4 separate regions of the Homo sapiens genome follow, and regions 2, 3 and 4 are each linked to region 1. A link is a contact called in ENCODE Hi-C or POLR2A ChIA-PET data. All regions are on one chromosome and are shown on one strand. Each heading gives the region's core, a stretch centred on a gene start or an enhancer-like site at or near the end of the contact. The rest is flanking DNA. Distances are from core to core; before and after follow the strand shown.

Region 1 (4,686 bases), core at 989-3,488:
AATCGCTTGAACCCAGGAGGCAGAGGTTGCAGTGAGCCGAGATCACGCCATTGTACTCCAGTCTGGGCGACGAGTGAAACTCCATCTCAAAAAAAAAAATTAGCTAGGCGTGATGGCGGGCACCTGTAATCCCAGGTACTCAGGAGGCTGATATGAGAGAATTGCTTGTATGCAGGAGGCAGAGGTTGCAGTGAGCCAAGATTGGACACAGCAAGACTTCATCTCAAAAAAAAAAATAGATCTCAAGGCAGCAGCTACCATGTAAAAAAAAAAAAAGATAATGAATCATTCATATATACATTAACTAATTACTGATTATTAATACAACATATATCGAATACTTATTATGTGCCAGGAAGAATTATAAATGATCATCTGTTAGGAACCCATTTAATTCTACTAACATCCCAATGACCTAGACATTACTTTTACTTAACATTTGAGGAAACTTTGGCACAGAAAGGTTAATTAATTTGCTTAAAACCACACAAGTAGTAAGGCAGGAAACAGGGTTTCCAGGTGTTTAGGATATAGACAAAAATAAGACAATACATGTATTTGCCCTTATGGAGTTGATAAACATATTTAATTTGCTCTCCAATTAACGAAAGTATATTCAGTGAGCACCTATTCTCAGTACTGGCCCAGATGCATTATTATTGTACTAAATTATCTGCACTATTATTATGCACTAAATTATCTCTTCACAATCAGTCTTTCTAAAAGGAAGATTTTTATATTAAAACAAAAAGCCACTGGAAAAGGAAGTAAGTTTGAATACAAGCAAACAAAAACAGAAAGTAAAGCAGAAATACAGTTTAGCAAGCCACATGTTGAAAAGCACTAAGCAGTAAGTATTGTGATTTCTTTTTTTTTTTTTCTTAGACGGAGTTTCGCTCTTGTTGCCCAGGCTGGAGTGCAATGGCGCATCTCAGCTCACTGCAACCTCTGCCCCCCAGGTTCAAGTGATTCTCCTGCCTCAGCCTCCCAAGTAGCTGGGATTACAGATGCCTGCCACCACACTCGGCTAATTTTTTGTATTTTTAGTAGAGATGGGGTTTCACCATTTTGGATAGGCTGGTCTTGAACTCCAGACCTCAGGTGATCCACCCACCTCGGCCTCCCAAAGTGCTGGGATTACAGGCATGAGCCACTGGGCCCGGACTTTTCACCACCGATGACTTTGTAATTCACTCAAAAACCTATTACAAAGTTAGGAGTTACAGGACAATTACAATTTAGTAACTGCTGTGGCTGGCAACAGTTACTTACATAACGGGTGATGTGAAAGGTCCCAAGAGCAAACTCAGTAAGGTCACACAGAATATATCTTTCCCTCCTTCATCTACTAGAGGGAATATATTTTTCCCTCTTCCTTCTACTCTCATTTTTCCTCACCAGTCACCTCCCAGACAAAAAGCAGCCAGTGTTACTTCCTGGGAGTAAAGCTGGCAACGATACCCACTAATTAAGCATTCAGATGTCCCGCAAGGGTAGAACAGGCAGAGGTCAAGTGGAATGCAGAATATTCTCAGGACTCAGGAGCCAAATTACGTTTCAAGTAACTCTAGGACCAGGGCAGAGAGATGGCTGTTAGAGAGAAGCACGAGATTGAAGAGAAAGGAAAAATGTATTAGATTTCACTTAGCGTATGATAAGACTATGGTATAGTGGGAAAAGCTATGAGCTGGAAGGACCCTCTGTCATTATCAGCCTTGTAGTCTTGTCAAGCCTTGTCACCTCACTAGTCTCCATCTACTCACCTCCAAATTAACGGGAATTAAGTAGATTGGATTTCTGAGTTCTGACTAGGGGGGCTCCAGGAAGCCGCAACTACCCACTCTCCCGGCAGAAAGTCACCAGCAGCTGCGCGTTTGGGAGCATAGTCGGCACAGGACTTTTCCCCGAAGCACAGGAGCCAGCGGCTACAGCCACTAGGCAGTCCACTTGCAAACGCAGGTTGTGCCCGGGTTCTCTTTCTTTGGCTGCAGGTCTTCAGGTGTTATGGGCCTAACTCTTCCGCTACAAGTGTCCCTCCCGCAAAAAATGGGTCCGGGGGACCTGCACACCCTCAGAGCCCTCGTCCACAGCCCCACACTCAACAACAATGTCAGGTGCTTACGCGGAGATCTCCTTCCCGTTCAGGATTTCTGCTGGCGCCATGGCCTTTATTAGTCCGCTGCCCACGATGGACACCACCAATATCGAGGTTCCACTCCCTCCGCAGCCAAGCAGGACAACCCAACCCACGTGCTTAGGGACTGGCCAGGGGATCACACTACTGCGCCTGCGCCCCTGCCCGCTTCTCCCCCTGCAGACGCGGTGGCGCATGCGCAGTTCGGAAGGACCCGAGTCCCTTAACTAACCGAGAGCTAACAGGTCGGGGACTGCGGGACGGAAGAGGGAGGGGAAGATGAAGAAAATCGGTGATGAATGGCTGGCGGAAATGATTGGCGGAAAGAAAGAGCCAGTTCACAGTGCGCCTTTGTATTCGGCGGGAAACCCGGCCGAAGAGGGAGCTGGAAAGGACTCCGGAATCCGGCCGTAATTCCAGCCAATCAGGGAGTAGAGTTGCGGGGCGGGGTTGGGGCGGGGCAGTCTCGCGGGAGATAGTTTCGCGGGTTCGGGAGGCGAGTCTCCGGTTTCCGCCCAGTCTCTGGGGACGCGGTGGCGGGGTCTGAATCGCCTGGCTTCCAGGGAGTTTTGGGCGGGTCCCCGCACGGGAGCGTGGCAGGCGCTGGACTCGACAGCAGATGTGGAACTGGAGAGCTTGGCGCGCCCTCATACTTTGTCACACACCTACGCCACCAGACTGGGGTCGGGCCCCTCCGCGTTCTGCTCTGGAGGGCCTGGGTCTGGGCCCAGCATAGCGCTTTTAGAATCTCCTCAGCTGAATCTGACGCTCAGCCGTAGGTGAAGCTTAGCCCGCTGTTTCAGGCCCCGCCGATCTGGAAGGAGTGTCAGAGCTGGAGCGCGCGTGGCCTCATCGGTGTTGGGGTCACCCCGGGGTTGCCAGGGCTCATGGAGGGTCGTAGTCTGGATTTTGTCACCCCCACGTCCCCGCCCCGCAGCAAGTCTGGGGTTGGAGAACTCACGCGGTCTTCGTAAGCTACATGCCAGTTGACCCTCGAGGAGGGATGCTCCCTCCCCTTAAGCGTCCACGCTGGAGAAGGAGTAAGATGGACAATTGCCTGGGGAGCCTGACAGGGCGGTGGCAGCTGGGATGCTGGAGAGGACTGGCCCCTTGTGTTACTGAGTCCAAGGAATATGCTTGCTCTGCTCTAGGAACCGCGTTCAGGTTACAGTCATCCCAGTAGAGTCCTGAAGATGCGTGGTTCAGGTCACTTAGGACTTGACCAGATACCGGGTTTCTTTTACAAGCCGTTTACTACTGGCAGAGCTCATCTAAAACTTTTTTTGTTTGTTTGTTTGAGACGGAGTCTCATTCTGTCGCCCAGGCTGGAGTGCAGTGGCACGATTTTGGCTCACTGCAACCTCCGCTTCCCGGGTTCAAGCAGTTCTCTGCCTCAGCCTCCCGAGTAGCTGGGATTACAGGCACCACCTAATTAGCCCGCCACCACGCCCGGCTAATTTTTGTATTTTTAGTAGAGACGGGGTTTCACCATCTTGGCTAGGCTGGTCTTGAACTCCTGACCTCGTGATCCACCCGCCTCGGCCTCCCAGAGTGCTGGGATTACAGGCGTGAGCCACCGCACCTGGCCTAAAACTGATTTTTTATTAATTTTGGGGCTTTTAATATTTTTTTCTTATTTCTAAATTCTGAGGTTATTTATAGTAGCCCCATATACGGGATTAGATAATCTCTTGTGATTTTCTATTTCTGGTAATTATTTCTAATATATGTTTTTTTGTTTTTGAGACGGAGTCTCGCTATGTCGCTCAGGGTGGAGTGCAGTGGCATGATCTCCGCTCTTTGTAGCCTCTGCCTCCCGGGTTCAAATGATCCTCCCACCTCAGCCCCCCGAGTAGCTTGGACCACAGGTGCATGCCACCACGCCGGCTAATTTTTCTATTTTTGGTAGAGTTGGGGTTTCACTATGTTGACCAGACTGGTCTAGATCTCAAGGGATTAGTCTCCCTTGGCCTCCCAAAATGCTGGGATAATGGGCATGAGCCACCGTGCGTGGCCTTAAAGTTACTATTCTTAAAGTTTGCACAAGTGATATGTTAAAGGCACAGACTTAGTAATATAATGTCATTATAATAATAACCCTAAAACACATTGTCTCATATTGTGTTGTACCTAAACAAGTGAAATTAAGAAGAAAATTGAAGGAAATGTTTCTGGTAAATTGCAGATAGTGAATCTTTTGTCTTATACTATCAAATAGGTATTGACTATTCCAGCTTTCTTATTTGTTGAGGAAGATGGCAGAAATCCCGTTTTACAGAGGGATAGACTTTGAAGGATAATACCCAAAGCTGCATAGCTGTGGCTGGTATAGGCCCCAAACCTGATGTTTCTTCTCTAAATCTACTGCCTTTGCCATCTCAACAGCCTGGTTTTTGACAGTTATCTATGTATGAGTTGCATAAATCGTTCATTCATGGAGCAAATAATTATTGAGTGGCCACTATGCCAACAGCACTGCTATAGATGCTAGAGATACCCTAGTGAACCAGCAAAGTTTCTGCTCTCAGCTCATATTCTGGTGGAGGAGACAA
Region 2 (4,686 bases), core at 1,064-3,563, 250 kb before region 1:
CCATGTTGGCCAGGGTGGTCTTGAACTCCTGACCTCAGGTGATCTGCCTGCCTCAGTCTCCCAAAATGCCGGGATTACAGGCATGAGCCACCGCACCCAGCCCCCAGTGTCTATTTTTGCCATCTCTATGTCCATGAGAGTGGAATGTTTAGCTCCCATTTATAAGTGAGAACATGCAGTATTTGCTCTTCTCTTCCTGCATTAATTCCTATGCGTTAGGATAATGGCCTCCAGCTGCAGCCATGTTGCTGCAAAGGAAATGACTTCGTTCTTTTTTATGGCTGTGACAAATGCAATTTTCTTACATGGGTATCTTGTTAGTGGTGAAGTCTGGGCTTCAATGCATTCATCACCAGAATAATGTATATCGTGCCCATTAAGTAATTTCTCATCATCCACCCTCCTCTCACTTGTTTCAATATATTAGGGGTTTTTGTTTTGTTTTGTTTTAATGTGCTGGTGAATCACATCTGAACTTTAATTAGTGGCTTACATTAAAATTCTAAGGCCAGAAGTAAACGTGCCCAGACACATTGGCCTTCCGGGGTTCAAGAAAAAAAGAAATCCTCACAGCCTTTATCTCCTCTCCTCCACGTGTCAGCTGTAGTTTTTCTGGTCAGCACATTCTGGTCAGAGTTCTTGGTGTATGTTGCAATGTGTGTGTGCTTTTTTGGTTTCTTTTTTTGTTTTTCGAGAAAATGAGAATGGTAGAGCAGGATGACCCTGCATAACAGAGTGGGTAGGGCTGGCATAGCCCATTTCCATCATCATAGAATATTCCCATGATCTATGCCTCACTTAGGACCGAACCCTAGCCAAAGAGAACAAAGAGGCTTATCTAAAATACACTCCCTGACCAAATATTAGGTTAATAATGGGTTAATATTACCATCTTCTTAGATTATATAGTATTTTAGAACCAAATTAAGAATAATAAAACCAGGTGCCATGGCTCATGTCTGTAATCCCAGCACTTTGGGAGGGCAAGGCAGATGATAGCTTGAACCCAGGAGTTGGAGACCAGCCTGGGCAACATGGCGACACCCCGTTTTTACAAAAAATACAAAAATTAGCGAGGCACGATTTAGTCCCAGCTACTCAAGAGGCTAAAGTGGGAGGATTAATTGAGCCTGGGAATTCAAGACTCCAGTGAGCTATAATTGTGCCACTGCACTCCAGCCTGGGCAACAGAATGAGACCGTGTCAAAAAATAAAAAAGAATAAGAGCTACTATTAATATTTATTGAGCATTTACTATGTGCCAAGATTTTTGGATCCTTAAAATAATTCTGTGTGGTAGATATAACTACTAAATTGAAGGTTGCCCCATGTCCCGTAGCTGATAAGGCTGAAGCTATTAAAGGACAGTTCTGCTTATCTAATCTAGTGCTATTTGGCTGTATTCATTTCTATGGAGGCAATAAAATTGTAGGACAAAATAGATTATTTCAGGAGGCAAGTATTGAAATTTTCACTTAATCCAGTTCTCTTCAAGGTAAAAAACAAGGTCTAGCTGATTATCTCTATATTCTGGTCAGCTGAGTAACTCCTTCCTGGGGCCAGTGGCAAAGCCTGCCACAGATCTCGGAACCTGCAACTGAGGGGAAGGTTTGGAACTGGGTTTGGCGGGCGGAGTTCACTGACATTCTCAAAAGGCCCAGCAGGTGGCAGTGTTTCTCACTCCGCCAGAGCCCACGAGGGCCTCCAACAGGTCGCCCTAGAGACGTGAAGACAAACGTGGGGGCAGAAAGACCATGCCTGTGTTGTAATTTTCAAAACTTCGTCTTTTTATACATTTTATTTTTAAAACATTTTAGTAAAAATAAACAGAGTAGGCTTTAGTAGAAATAGGAGCAGGCACCTCCTTCCCTGCGCATCACCAGCTGCTCTCGGCTGCCCAAGCCCCTCACTGTGATGCTTACCACAGATCTGTCCTTCCAGAAACACCTCCAGGAGGATTATTTCCAATCCCCAGCTTCAACCGCCTGTCCTGCCACCCTCGTCACCCACCTGCCAGTTTGCTGCCCCACTTCCTGGAAGGCCAGCTCTGTGCAAATCTGGTGAGCCGACTCCAGTGGCTCAGCTCAGCTGTGATTCCCCCGGAACCCAGCACACCTCCAGGGAGACCGTGAGAGAGGCCATCTGAGGATAGCGCTGGTACCCACACGAGTAACTACAGGTGGCGGCTGTTTGCTGACATTTCAGGCCCAATAGAGGCTTTGCCAGGTTTATGCCTGCACCTCCAGTAGGGAGCTACTGCAGGTTCAGCTGCAAGCAGCAGTGAGAAGTGTCTCCTCCCACCCACAGCCTTCACATAAGTACTTCTACCATCTGCCGTACAGCCTGAAGTCCCAGGTTTGGGGATGGGTGACACACATCTTTTCAAGTTAAAAAAAATTTTTTTTGTTTTTGTTTCTTTGTGGAGACAGGGTCTATGTTGCTCAGGCTCCTGGACTCAAGCCATCTCCCACCCTGGCCTCCCCAAGTGCTGGGATTATAGGCCTGAGCCACCACACCTGGCCTCATACACTCCTTTTGATTTTGAGGATGGTCAGATTTTCAAGAGCTTCATATAAAAAACGTGAATGTATCATGATTGGGGAGTTCGCATCAAATCCAGATGCAAATACTATGGAAGTGGAGGGGAGATGGTTCAAAATAAACATGGTAAGAAGCTCATTGGTGCTGGGCACGGTGGCTCAGATCTGTAATCCCAGAACTTTGGGAGACCGCGGCAGGTGGATCGCTTGAGGTCAAGAGTTTGAGACCAGCCTGGACAACATGGTGAAACCCCCGTCTCTACTAAAAATACAAAAATTAGCCGGGCATAGTGGTGGGCGCCTGTAATCCCAGCAACTCTGGAGGCTGAAGTAGAGAATCACTTGAACCTGGGAGGTGGAGGTTGCAGTGAGCCAAGGTTGTGCCATTGCACTCCAGCCTGGGTGACAGAGTGAGACTCCATCTCAAAACAAAACACAAAAAAACTCATTGGTAATTTTCCTAATGATTGTCGTTTCTTATGCAAAAATTGTATTAATTTTAAAGTTAATTAAAAAGTCAAACATTCCTAAAAAGTTTTTTTTTTTTAAACAGACCACTTTAACCCCTCCAAGATTTGGTTGGAGGGGCAGGCATCAGGCAGGTAGGAGATGCTAGGAAATTTGAGGGGAAACTTTTATTAAGTCTGTCCTTTGCCTATTGGCTAACTTTAATGGGGATTGCTAAATGCCTACTGTGTGCCATGCGATATGATAGACACTATGTATAGATTGTATTATTTAGTATTGGGCCATTTTATGGACAGGAAACCAAGGCTTAGCACAGTCAACTTGTCCAAAGTCAGCTAACTTACAAGCAGTAGCCAGGATTCAAGAACTTTCTGCTTTTCTACTTGACCACACTGCAACATAACCAACATAACAAATCTAAGGTAAGTGACTAGTTGCTGGAAATCCCCCAGTCTTTGTCCGAGGTCTTTATTGAAATGCAAGGACAGAATTATAGTTAATTCCTCTGACTTCCTGGGTTCTCAAATGCTCCCATGTGGGAAATGCTATACGTACAAGGATGTCCTATGACTGTACCTACAATCAGGACTGGTGTTCAGACATGGGGACTTCCATGTGGACTAGCAATGCCATATGCTATTCAAAAGGGGGATTTGCTCAGCCCATGGGAAACACAGTGAAGCCCTGATTCCGACTGCATGTCCTTTTTTATTCCCAACACACAGAACTCAGTACTCTTTGCCCTGTTCCCTGTGCACCTCCTGGTGGCTCTTCCTTCCCGCTCTCCTTCCTGAGAAAGTCTGTTTTGCTCTCAGGCCTTAGCAATCAGGGCCAGCCCATTGTATTTGGTTTCCATGGAATGGAATTTATATTCTTGAATATATTGAAGGGGTATATTTTTCTTTCCACTTAAATCATGATGCTCTGTGGCTCTCCACTCATTTAATCAACAGGTTTCTATGCTTCAGGGAAAGAGAGATACTGTTGGGAACAACCAGTTCACTGCTTAGTTTTGGTTGCCAAATTCATTTTTTTTAATCCCTTGCAAGACAATAGTAGTGAAAAATTGTCTCTAAAGTGGGGTGTGCCCAAGACAGCACAATGGGGACAGAAAGCAAATATTAGAATTGTTATTTTCATTTTTTACCTTATCTTTTAAAATGTCCATTTTGGGATGTATGTGTTATAACGCATGTAATATATTAATACAGTGTTACATGTATATCTACCATATACAGATATACATGTTACCATATATACATATATAACCAAGTATATATTAATATATATGGCATACACAAATATATTAAATATACATTTATGTATGTGCTTAAGTTTTTTTTGTTGTTAGGAATGCATGATCAAAAAATTAAGGCCACTACTCTTGAAAGGAAGACTTGGTTTTGAGTAGATAATTTTTTTTCTAAATTCTAAAAAGTTCACTTTAACGATCAAAAGTATAGCTTAGAGTTCTATGTTGACTTCTACTACGAGCCTTAGGTAGAGATAACTTAAGCACCCACTCATCTGGGGGAAAATAGACTGTATCTCCAGTGTGGGAAGCTGAGGGAGAGAGAAGGTAGAAGGCAAATAGTGTATGTGGGGCAGGGAAGGGGAGCAGGTCCCACTCCCCACTTGGGTAGGTTTAGAAGGCTCCTGTTGGGTAAGTTTAGGAAAC
Region 3 (4,686 bases), core at 584-3,083, 190 kb after region 1:
AGGAAATCTGCACGCAAGCGCAGTTCTAAATGTGATCTCCCTCGCCAGTCTGCCTCAGCTCCCATCCGGCCCAACTCGGCGTGGAGCAGATTTGAAAGCACACGCATGGCATGAGTACAACTTGGCGTGCACGTCCACATGCTGTCAAGGGGACGTGATGTAGCTGTTGGGGGAAAACAATCTTTTTCTGACATATATACTAAAATAAAATGCTCCAATAAACCGCTTTCCTTAAAGTCCTAAAGCAGAGCGAGGTGAGCCAGGATCTGTCCTGGCGTTCTGTGGGATTTGTAGTTAATTTCAGACATTTAAAAGTAATGGCTCCAATGGAAAGTTCCCACTTATCAATACTTACGTTGGGAGATGCTGTCAGAACTGCACCCCATAGCTGGGAGCACTAGAGAGATAAATGGGTGCACTGACCCTAACTCTCAGGAAGCATTGTGCTCCATGCCACCATCACCTCTTACTTGACCGAACAACCTCCTCTCAGCCCCCTAGACTTCCTGCCCACCTTTGGTTCTGTAGCCAAAGTGTAAGTAAGTTCTAGAAGGCAAGTCTGATCCACGCTCAAAGCCTTCAATAGTCCCTGCCCTACCCTGAAAAACCGGTTCAGCCCCTTGATCTCTGTACCTCAAGCATTCAGGGGCCACTCTGCCTCTAACCTTGCACTCTCTCAGACACTGTGCACCCACCAGGACAGGGAGTGCCATGGCCAGGCTGCAGCCGGCCAGTTTCCGCCGCACTCACAGCACCTCCCACAGGGCCTGGTGGGCAGGAAGCTCTCCACAAATGCTTGGTGAATGGACAAATACGGACAGGCACTTCCATGGGACTGACTTCTAGTTCCATTACCAGCTACTTTTAAGATTTAGTGAAAGTCCTTTCACCTCAGCCCCCTTATTTCAAGTACACCCGCAAAGCTGCTTAAGCTTCAGGGAAGTGGTAGCATCGGGTGAGGTGAGGGCCGGAACTCCAGAGGCAAGCAGACCTGGGCCCAAGTTCCATTCTCCCATCTAAGAGCTCTGCACCCTGCAATGTACCTAACCGCTGACTCTGAGTTTCTTCATGATCTGTAAAATTATCCACCTTGCAGGTGGCGGTGAGCTTGAAATAAGAGGCTGCATGTAAAGTCAGCTGCACAGAGTGAATGCTGGACCACATGATGCTACAATCACGCTTTATTTACAAGGCATTGGACCTCACAAAGTTCTTTCATCAGTGTTTTATTCTCAAGGGCAAGCTTGGAAGAAGGACATGTGGTCTGGAGGTGGAAGAACACAGACTCTGTGGTCAGGGCCTGGGTTTGCGTCCTGGCCATGTTTAATGCCATCTATAAAATGGTGTTAACAGTAGTACCTTCCTTCACTGGGTAGCTGAGGGGACTGAATGAGATATAACATGTGAAAGGCAGAATGCCTCGGAGATAAATGCCCAGCAACTTACAGTTGTGATAAGTTTCAAGGAGCCATGTTTTCCAAATTACATTCTTACTGCAAACACCACAAGGATACGTTCCCTTCAAAGCCACAGATGATTTATTAAAAAGAAAGTAACAGAATCCAGGACCAGGCCTGGATACAGCTGTAACCTAGATCCTGCCTTCATTCCTATGGCTTCAGAGGTACACCCTCCTCACCCCAGTATCTTGCCACCTTGATTGCCCTGGTTCCAAAAAGAACACTCCAGACAACTACCAGGGTAGCTGAGAACCCCTGGCACTGTGGGACAAGGAGTCCTCCAGGCAGTTCCTGAGGGACTGCCCTCCTGGAAGGCTCTGCTGGAGAAGAGGCCCAGCCACGAGAGCTTCCCGGGGGTGGGGGAAGGGCTCAGGCTCGTGACCTCTGCACAGCTCTCCTGCCCTCCCCACTTCTCCCTCTTCCCAGAATGAAATCTCCCACGGCCTTCATCTAGCCCCTGACCCTATTCCACCCTAAGAATCTCAGCCTCTTTCTTATTTTGAAAAGAAGAGGGCTAGAATCCAAGTATTTATTTATATATATTTTTCTTTTTCCTTGTTTCCTCTCTTCTAACTTAAAGCAATTAACACACCGGAAGAATTCAACTGGTTAAATGAAAGGAGCTAACTAGCAACACAACAGCCTGGGTACAGATCCACAGGACTGTGGTGATCTTGAACTGTTAACCCTGGGGGTTAGGTGTGCAACACGCAGAGGGGGTATGGAGAAGGTGGGGGAATAATTTGCTTGGTTTCCCCAGGGCTGTGGTATCCAAAATGGGGTGCTCAGAACAAACCAATGGGGTGTAGGAATAAAATATGAGACTGTCTACTGTCATCCCATTCTTTTAAAATTTCTACAATGTGTATGCTTTAAAATTATAAACTTAATTATTAAAATAAAACATCTATATCCCACGCTGATGGCCACATGTGCTAGGCCTGTTGTGCTCCATGTTAGCAACTCATGTACTTTTTTTTTTTTTTTTTTTTTTTGAGACAGAGTCTCTATCGCCTACGCTGGAGTGCAGTGCTGCGACATGGGCTCGCTGCAACCTCCGCCTCCCAGGTTCAAGTGATTCTCCTGCCTCAGACTCCTGAGTAGCTGGGATTACAGGCACCTGCCACCATGCTCAGCTAATTTTTGTATTTTTACTAGAGACAGGGTTTCCCCATGTTGGCCAGGCTGGTCTCGAACTCCTGACCTCAAGTGATCCACCTGCCTCAACCTCCCAAAGCGCTAGGATTACAGGCATCATTTCCTCTTCATAACAATGCTAGGAGATAGGTAGTATTATTATCCCTACTTGACAGATGAGGAAACCGAGGCACAGAGAGTAAAGAGCTTGCCCAAGTCACATGGTCAATAGCGGAAGCAGGATTCTAACCTGGGTAGTCTGGTCTGGAGCTGCTGTTCTTAAGCACTACCCATCCTCTCACATAATCCCACACACACTAACATGCACATACTGGAGATACAGGATCATTTTGCTGCAGTCAGAGAACATGACCAGAAGTCTGGACTCATAGCTCAGGATACACTGAGGGGTAGGAGCTGATATAGTAGATGCTACAACCTGGGCTCTTAGCAGGTGCCTGGGGAGGAGGCTGGAAGGCTCAATACATGCTGCCCACGTTTCCCCTCCATGATTTTCTTTCAGTAAACACTTAACCATTTGCCTTGTCTTGGATCCTGCACAGACCCTGAGGATTCAGAGATAGCTGGAAGATAGGACTTCTTCCCAGAGAGGTCATCACCTAATTTAGATGTAATGTTGACACTGTAATACAACATAGGAGTTGCTCAATAATAGCTGTTGAAGGAGTAAATGATGTTCACTCATACCTTCCAATTTGTCTGATTTGTCTTCTTCATAAAGAGGTGGCCAAATTAGATTTTTAAAGAAAAGAGGTAAAGACCAGAGCATATCAGAGCCCTTCTGCCACAAAGCAGTGTGCTGCCAGCCTAGGAGCCACTCGTGCTCCTCAGCCCTGGTTTCACACAGGGCCAATGAAGCAGTGACGGACATTCACATCACAGGCATACTTAGTGCAAGTTAAAGAGGGGGGGAAGGTGGGAGGGAAGGAAAAGAAGGTCACCAAGTGACAAAGCACTCATCCAGCCAGGATTTAGCCGGTATATCCCAAACTCCATCCAGAGGCCTAATACCTCCAAATGCCTGGGAATCTAAATGTTGTTCCTCTGATCATCAGGTAACAACTTACCCTGGGACTCATCAGGTGCACTGCTGAGCGTGTATCGTTCTGTTCTGTACAGACACTGTAATCTAATTATCACCTGTCCCAGGTCAGGAAGTATTTGTCTTTTGCCAACCCAGGCAACTGACCTCCACATTGTTGGGCCTTGTTAACACTACTCTTGAAAAATTTAAAATCTCAAGTTAATATCTGGAAATGAGAAAACCTATTCAGAAACCAGACTGCTGGCACACAGAAGCAACCACAACACTGCCTGACATCAACCACCTGAGCGCTTTGCTGCCGTGGCCACCATCTCTGCACTTGCCCAGGTTTTGACCCAGGTGCTCTTAACATTTCTCACATAGACATTTCAACAAATAACCTTTCTCCAGGAAAAAGCAGCATGATTTCCTGAATTAAATTCCAGTTATGAGAATCAGAAAAACAAAATTTTTAGGTACAAAAGCGAAGTCTTCCACCTGCATAGGCTCTTTATTGGGAGACCTGAACAAAAGCAAAATGTTTTCTATGAAACCAAACAAAAGAATTATGCCTAAGAGCCGCTTTAAATTAGAAGAGTTCTTTTGCAGTGATTATGGGTAAAAATGCAGAAAACAATCAAGGCAAATAAAGTTTTTCTTTTAACTAGCAATGGATGAGAATATAACATTGATGAACACTGCTCTCCTTCCAAACAAACAAAATCAAGTCAGGTTAGCAACATTCTATATACCAAGCCTAAGCCTTAACAATGTATGATGAAGGCTTTACATGTCAAATTTATACATATGGAATAATTTACCATTTAGTCCTATCCTCTGTGCTCAGGAGTCTACAGTTAAATTATAAAAGCCCTAAATCAGTCTAAGTGAACAAAAAAATTCCTATGCCTAATTTAAAAAATACTAAGGAAAACTGAGATGGTTCAAGTATCTGAATTTGTACTGAAATAAACAAATAGTCAAACCTGCGGGCAGCTGTCAGTTGCAAAAAACACTGTACAAATCCTGTACAATTGTATCTTT
Region 4 (4,686 bases), core at 882-3,381, 150 kb after region 1:
TTTGGTTCTGAGGCGTTCTTTTATTATTATTATTACTATTATTTTTAGTAACAGCTTTATTGTGATATAATTCATTTACCATATAATTTATCCATATTAAGTATACAGTTCAATGTTTTTAGTTTATTCACGGTATGTGGTGCAACCATCACCACCATCAATTTTAGAACATTTTCATCACCTGAAAAGAAACCCCATGCTTCTTAGCCATCATTTCCCACTCCCTATCCCACCCACAGCCCTAGGCAACCACTAATTTGCTTTTCTGACTCTATGGATTTGCCTATTCTAGACATTTTATTATAAATGGAATCATACAACATGTGGTCCTTTGTGTCTGGCTTATTTTGCTTAGCCTGATGTTTTCAAGGTTCATCTGTATCAGTACCTCATTCCTTTTCGTAGCTGAATACTATTCCACTGTATGGATAGACCACATTTTGTTGAGCCATTCGTCAGTTAGTGGACATTCCACTTTTAGGCTGAGTTATGCTGCTATGAACATTTGTTTATAATCTGAGGATTTGTTTTTATATTTTCAATCTTTGTCACTTTGAACTGAGACATGTACAGGCACACAATTTTGGCTCCTTTTGGAATTCCCAGACATAGTATTGCTTGATGGCAGCGGAAGTCCATGGAGCACATGTCATGCAGCTGAACACACTACGGGGTAGTTAAAAGGAAGTACTTGTTTATGCAGATGGGGTTAATTTTAGGGAAAGTAAGCTTGAAATAATTTTCTCTGTACTTTTGATAATTTTCTGTGTGTACCTAAAACATACATTAGCATGCATATTTACCATTTCAAATATGATGTGTGTTTGGCTAAAAAAAATAAGGGTCTGGCCGGGCACAGTGGCTCACGCTTGTAATCCCAGCACTTTGGGAGGCTGAGGCAGGCGGATTGCGAGGTCAGGAGTTTGAGACCAGCCTGGCCAGCATGGTGAAACACTGTCTCTACTGAAAATACAAAAAATTTGCTGGGCATGGTGGCGCATGCCTGTAATCCCAGCTACTAAGGAGGCTGAGGCAGGAGAATTGCTTGAAACCGGGAGGCGGAGGTTGCAGTGAGCTGAGATTGTACCACTGCACTCCAGGCTGGGTGACAGAGTGAGACTCTGTCTCAAGAAAAGAAAAAAAAAAAAAGGTCTGTGCCCTCAAAGCACTCATGTCCAGTCTTGCTGAGGGCAGAAGGGTGGCTGTGGGGTGTGTGTGGGGACAAGGCAGACATCCAGCATGTGGGGCAACATGGTGTCTCTGCTGAGGATGAACAGGGCACTGTCAGAGTATCAGGGGACACCTCAGACCAGACTTAGGGTGGGATGGTAGGGAGGTTGGGGGAAGCTTCCAGAAGGAATTTCTGACCAGGTTGGAATCTACAGGAGGAATGGGTATAAATGAGCAAAAGAATCAGGGTAGAGAAAGAGGAAGGAGAGAGTTTCCAAGCAGCAAGTTGAGCATGTTCGGAGCACCACACATTCAGGGAGTTGAGAGGGGGACTCAAGGCGAGGTGTGGTGGGAACTGCAGATGAGAGAAGCGGGGAGGGCCCTGGTACCTCTGATAGCTGCACCAGGTGGTTTGGACTCTATCCTATGAGCTGGGAAGTCATTAAACGGAGCCCCATGAGCAGATCTGCTTTTTGGCCTCTCAGAAGGGGACACACGGGGCCAAGGGTGGGGTCTTGTTTCCCCTGCGGTGGGAGGGCAAGTCATCTCTGGGGCGACAGTGGGAGGTTTGAGGCTGTGGGGGGATTCTGGAAGAACCAATGTGGAGAACAAAGTGAGCACAGGGATTGGAGAAGCAGCTTCAGGGCTATTGAAAAGATGAATATTTTAAATTCGTATCATCAGACATTATGGAGGTCCCTAGGGATGTGGCAAAGCACTACACTTACGTAATTGTGCTTCAGAATGTCCCTTGCCTTACCTGAGTTAAACTTAGTTGAATTGAGCTGCCTTAATTGAACTGAAAGTGCCAATAAAAATAGAGAACAAAAACTGCCAAAACAAATTCTGTGGTTGCTGGAGCACCAGCCATCATCAGTCTCATGACAGCCAAGACTCAGCAGCTCCCTGGTTGATTTCACATATTTATTCTTGCTTTGAAATGGAAAGCCTGGAAGAGAAGCTAATTATTAAAGGGAATCAAGGAGTCAGGCAGGGGTCGGGGGGAGGAGATTTATCTGAGCTGTTACTTTGCTGCCATTGGGATGCCACAGTATCTCAATCCTAGAGTTGGAGGGGAGTTAAACACAGGGCAGGGCAGGATGGGGGAGGCAGCCTACCCAGGACGTGGCTGTGGGGACCTAAGCAGATGTGTTCCTGCATGCGTTGCTCAGTGAGGAACTGAGGCTCAGAGAGCTCCAGATGGTGGCTAGAAAGTAGGTCTGTCTGACTCCAAATCAGTGGTCTTCCTGCCCCAGCCAGGTGCCACTCAAGCGAGATGCAGAGGTGGTAGCAGGGGCCCTGCCATGGCTGGCTGCGGCACGTGGTACACACAAGGAGGTGGCAGAGGAGGCTTCATCACATTGGCCATTCCTTTGTTTATTAAACTCCCTTTAGATGGGGAGCCCTCCGTGGGGCTAAAAGTAGAATTAATCTCACTTTCTGACCATCTCTGTATCTGTTGCTGCAGATGAGAAACACCACGTAATGATTTCGGGAGACTAGATATACTCGCCACGGCAAGGCCACAATTATGGGCCTGGTGGACACTTCAGGTGGCAATTTAGTCTGTCTGCATTAGGCCAGGCTTCTCTTCTAGCTCTGTGACGGGGCTGGCTCTCAGGGAAGATCCCCTGGGGGAGGTAAGACCATGCTTATAAGCTCCTGCCACACATGCAGCTGTCAAAGCAACCCAGATCACCTCGGAGCAGGCGCACGGAACAGCTGAGCACACGACTTCTGCTCCTTTGCTCAGAGCAATGACTTCTGGCTTTTATTCTTTGTCCAGGTATGTACCCTCTGGTCACAGCGACCCAGGATGCTGACAGCAGCCGGAAGCTGGCTCACTTGCTGAACGCCGTGACCGATGCTTTGGTTTGGGTGATTGCCAAGAGCGGCATCTCCTCCCAGCAGCAATCCATGCGCCTGGCTAACCTCCTGATGCTCCTGTCCCACGTCAGGCATGCGAGGTACGCGCCCTAAGGAGCTGCTCTGCTTGGGCTTGGGATGGGATTATGTGCTCCACGGAGGGTGAAGTGATTTGGGAAAAGTGTCTGCAAGTTAAGGAAAATGAATGCCTGAAAGGGAATGGGGAATTTGTCAGTTCACACACCTGTAAGCAAAGATGGGCACAGAGTGGGCATGGAAGGAATGTCATGTGGTATCTTACAGGCTCTGCATGGCAGCCAGTGGTGGCTCATGGGTTTTTCAATTGCTGGGGTTTATAGCCTGTTTATGGAGTCCTAAAAGGGGCAGTTCCTCCCCTAACACGAACTGCCACCCCTGTTTACACCACCCAGGGCTGAGGCCCTGAGGCCACTTTTTGTGGAGAGGCTAAGACCCGCTCCCCTAGATGGCCCCTCGAGCTGGTGATGCGAAGAAGTGCACAAATGCTTCCCTAAGAGTTGTTCTTTCGGTGGCATCAGGAAATTAAGGATAAGACTTAAGAGAAGTGGTGGACCCAGCAGATTTAGGAAGGCAGGGCTGTAGGTAGGGCATGTTTCTGATCAGGAAACGTAATTGTGTGTGCTGATGAAGAGGGTGTGCAGTGGTGGCTACTGTTGGTACAATGATGCTCAGTGCTTGGTGTCACCCACGATGAGGGTAGCCTTGCCCTGGAGCTGGAGGAGGGGAGGGGAGGGTGGAAGGTAATTAACTGGTCACTGAGGAGGCAAGTCTAGAGGCTGTGGAGAAGGACAATATACACCTCGAGAATCTTAAGTGAGATGAAGACCTCTGCCTTTCCCCTTTAATGATTGCTCAGCACATAGCCATTTGCAGAACAGATCCTGTGTTTGTAGATTCCTTCATTGTGAATTTATCTGCTTGCTAAAATTTATTTGTAACCCCAAAATCAATATTTGTGGTGTTTTTGAGGTCATGAACAGAGTGGCAGAAATTTTGAGTTGCCCTTTATGTACAGTCCCAGCTGAGATGGAACAAGCAGCTGCTCTCATACTGTCAACAAGTGTCCTTTACTTGGTCTACTTAGTGCCATGGTTTTACATTTTTGTGCTTTTGGTGACTTCACTGTTTAAAATGCCCCCCTGGTGTGGTGCTGAAGACCTGTCTAGTGTTCCTCGGTGTGAAAAAGCTGTGATGTGCCTTATGGAGAAAGTATGTGTTAAGCTTTGCTCGGGTGTGAGTTATAGTGCTGCTGGCCATGAGTTCAATGTTAATGAGTCAATGGTATTTATCACATAAGGCATCTTTAGAAAGAAACACACATAAAACAAGGTTTTGTATTGATCAGCTGATGAAGATGTGGCCAGAGGCTTGCAGGAACCTAACCCTGTATTTCCCCTATGAGTGAGGATTCAGTGTTCACAGTGACTTTACGGAACATAATTACCGCAAACAATGAGGATTGATTGTCCTATGTGTCAGGCCATTGTAGGTGTGTGGTGGGACACAGAGGCTGACAAGACATCGTCCTTGCCCTTGAGCCTAAATTATCAGGGGGAGCTGGATGCACGAGCCATGGATAAATGGGCTGGGGGAAGAGTGGGTTTAGGGGTG

What was found. A loop is a pair of places that touch in the nucleus more often than their neighbours do. ChIA-PET counts read pairs that join two places held with the same protein, here RNA polymerase II (POLR2A). Pooled maps may share reads with other maps.
Region 2: a map of head of caudate nucleus shows a loop between it and region 1 (3-fold over the local background). The contact joins the enhancer-like site here to the promoter of MTHFD1 in region 1. A Hi-C loop is called at or near these places in 2 of 168 maps with a recorded cell type or tissue (chondrocyte and head of caudate nucleus) and 9 of 50 pooled maps. POLR2A ChIA-PET finds 5 or more read pairs at or near these places in 6 of 52 experiments (A673, AG04450, HCT116 and 3 more).
Region 3: a map with no recorded cell type shows a loop between it and region 1 (2.3-fold over the local background). The contact joins the enhancer-like site here to the promoter of MTHFD1 in region 1. A Hi-C loop is called at or near these places in 1 of 37 single-sample maps with no recorded cell type and 1 of 50 pooled maps. POLR2A ChIA-PET finds 5 or more read pairs at or near these places in 2 of 52 experiments (activated CD4-positive, alpha-beta T cell and activated naive CD4-positive, alpha-beta T cell).
Region 4: a loop to region 1 is called in a map of OCI-LY7, with 3 times the contacts of the local background. The contact joins the enhancer-like site here to the promoter of MTHFD1 in region 1. A Hi-C loop is called at or near these places in 1 of 168 maps with a recorded cell type or tissue (OCI-LY7), 2 of 37 single-sample maps with no recorded cell type and 6 of 50 pooled maps. POLR2A ChIA-PET finds 5 or more read pairs at or near these places in 2 of 52 experiments (BJ and H1).

What each region holds. Positions count from the first base shown.
Region 1 is chr14:64,385,905-64,390,590 of GRCh38, reverse strand. MTHFD1 (methylenetetrahydrofolate dehydrogenase, cyclohydrolase and formyltetrahydrofolate synthetase 1) reads right to left here and starts at 2,238. Exons shown (of 28, transcript NM_005956.4): 1 at 2,123-2,238. The coding sequence starts at 2,163. RefSeq lists enhancers at 2,386-2,475, 2,996-3,055, 3,076-3,175.
Region 2 is chr14:64,633,852-64,638,537 of GRCh38, reverse strand. No RefSeq gene overlaps it. Among named protein-coding and RNA genes, the nearest start is that of PLEKHG3, 68 kb to the left of the region's middle. Within about 2 kb of position 2,313, at least 4 of the 41 ENCODE cell types and tissues checked have a DNase peak (open chromatin) inside an H3K27ac peak, as active enhancers do; they include A673, where a contact is called at or near this core.
Region 3 is chr14:64,197,483-64,202,168 of GRCh38, reverse strand. The region is part of intron 99 of SYNE2 (spectrin repeat containing nuclear envelope protein 2); the gene reads right to left. Among named protein-coding and RNA genes, the nearest start is that of ESR2, 95 kb to the left of the region's middle. Within about 2 kb of position 1,833, at least 13 of the 41 ENCODE cell types and tissues checked have a DNase peak (open chromatin) inside an H3K27ac peak, as active enhancers do.
Region 4 is chr14:64,233,421-64,238,106 of GRCh38, reverse strand. ESR2 (estrogen receptor 2) reads left to right here. Exons shown (of 9, transcript NM_001437.3): 8 at 2,957-3,137. It overlaps LOC124903328 (a long non-coding RNA gene), which reads right to left. Exons shown (of 2, transcript XR_007064205.1): 2 at 2,920-3,245. Among named protein-coding and RNA genes, the nearest start is that of ESR2, 59 kb to the left of the region's middle. RefSeq lists enhancers at 1,994-2,263, 2,904-2,963. Within about 2 kb of position 2,131, at least 4 of the 41 ENCODE cell types and tissues checked have a DNase peak (open chromatin) inside an H3K27ac peak, as active enhancers do; they include OCI-LY7, where a contact is called at or near this core.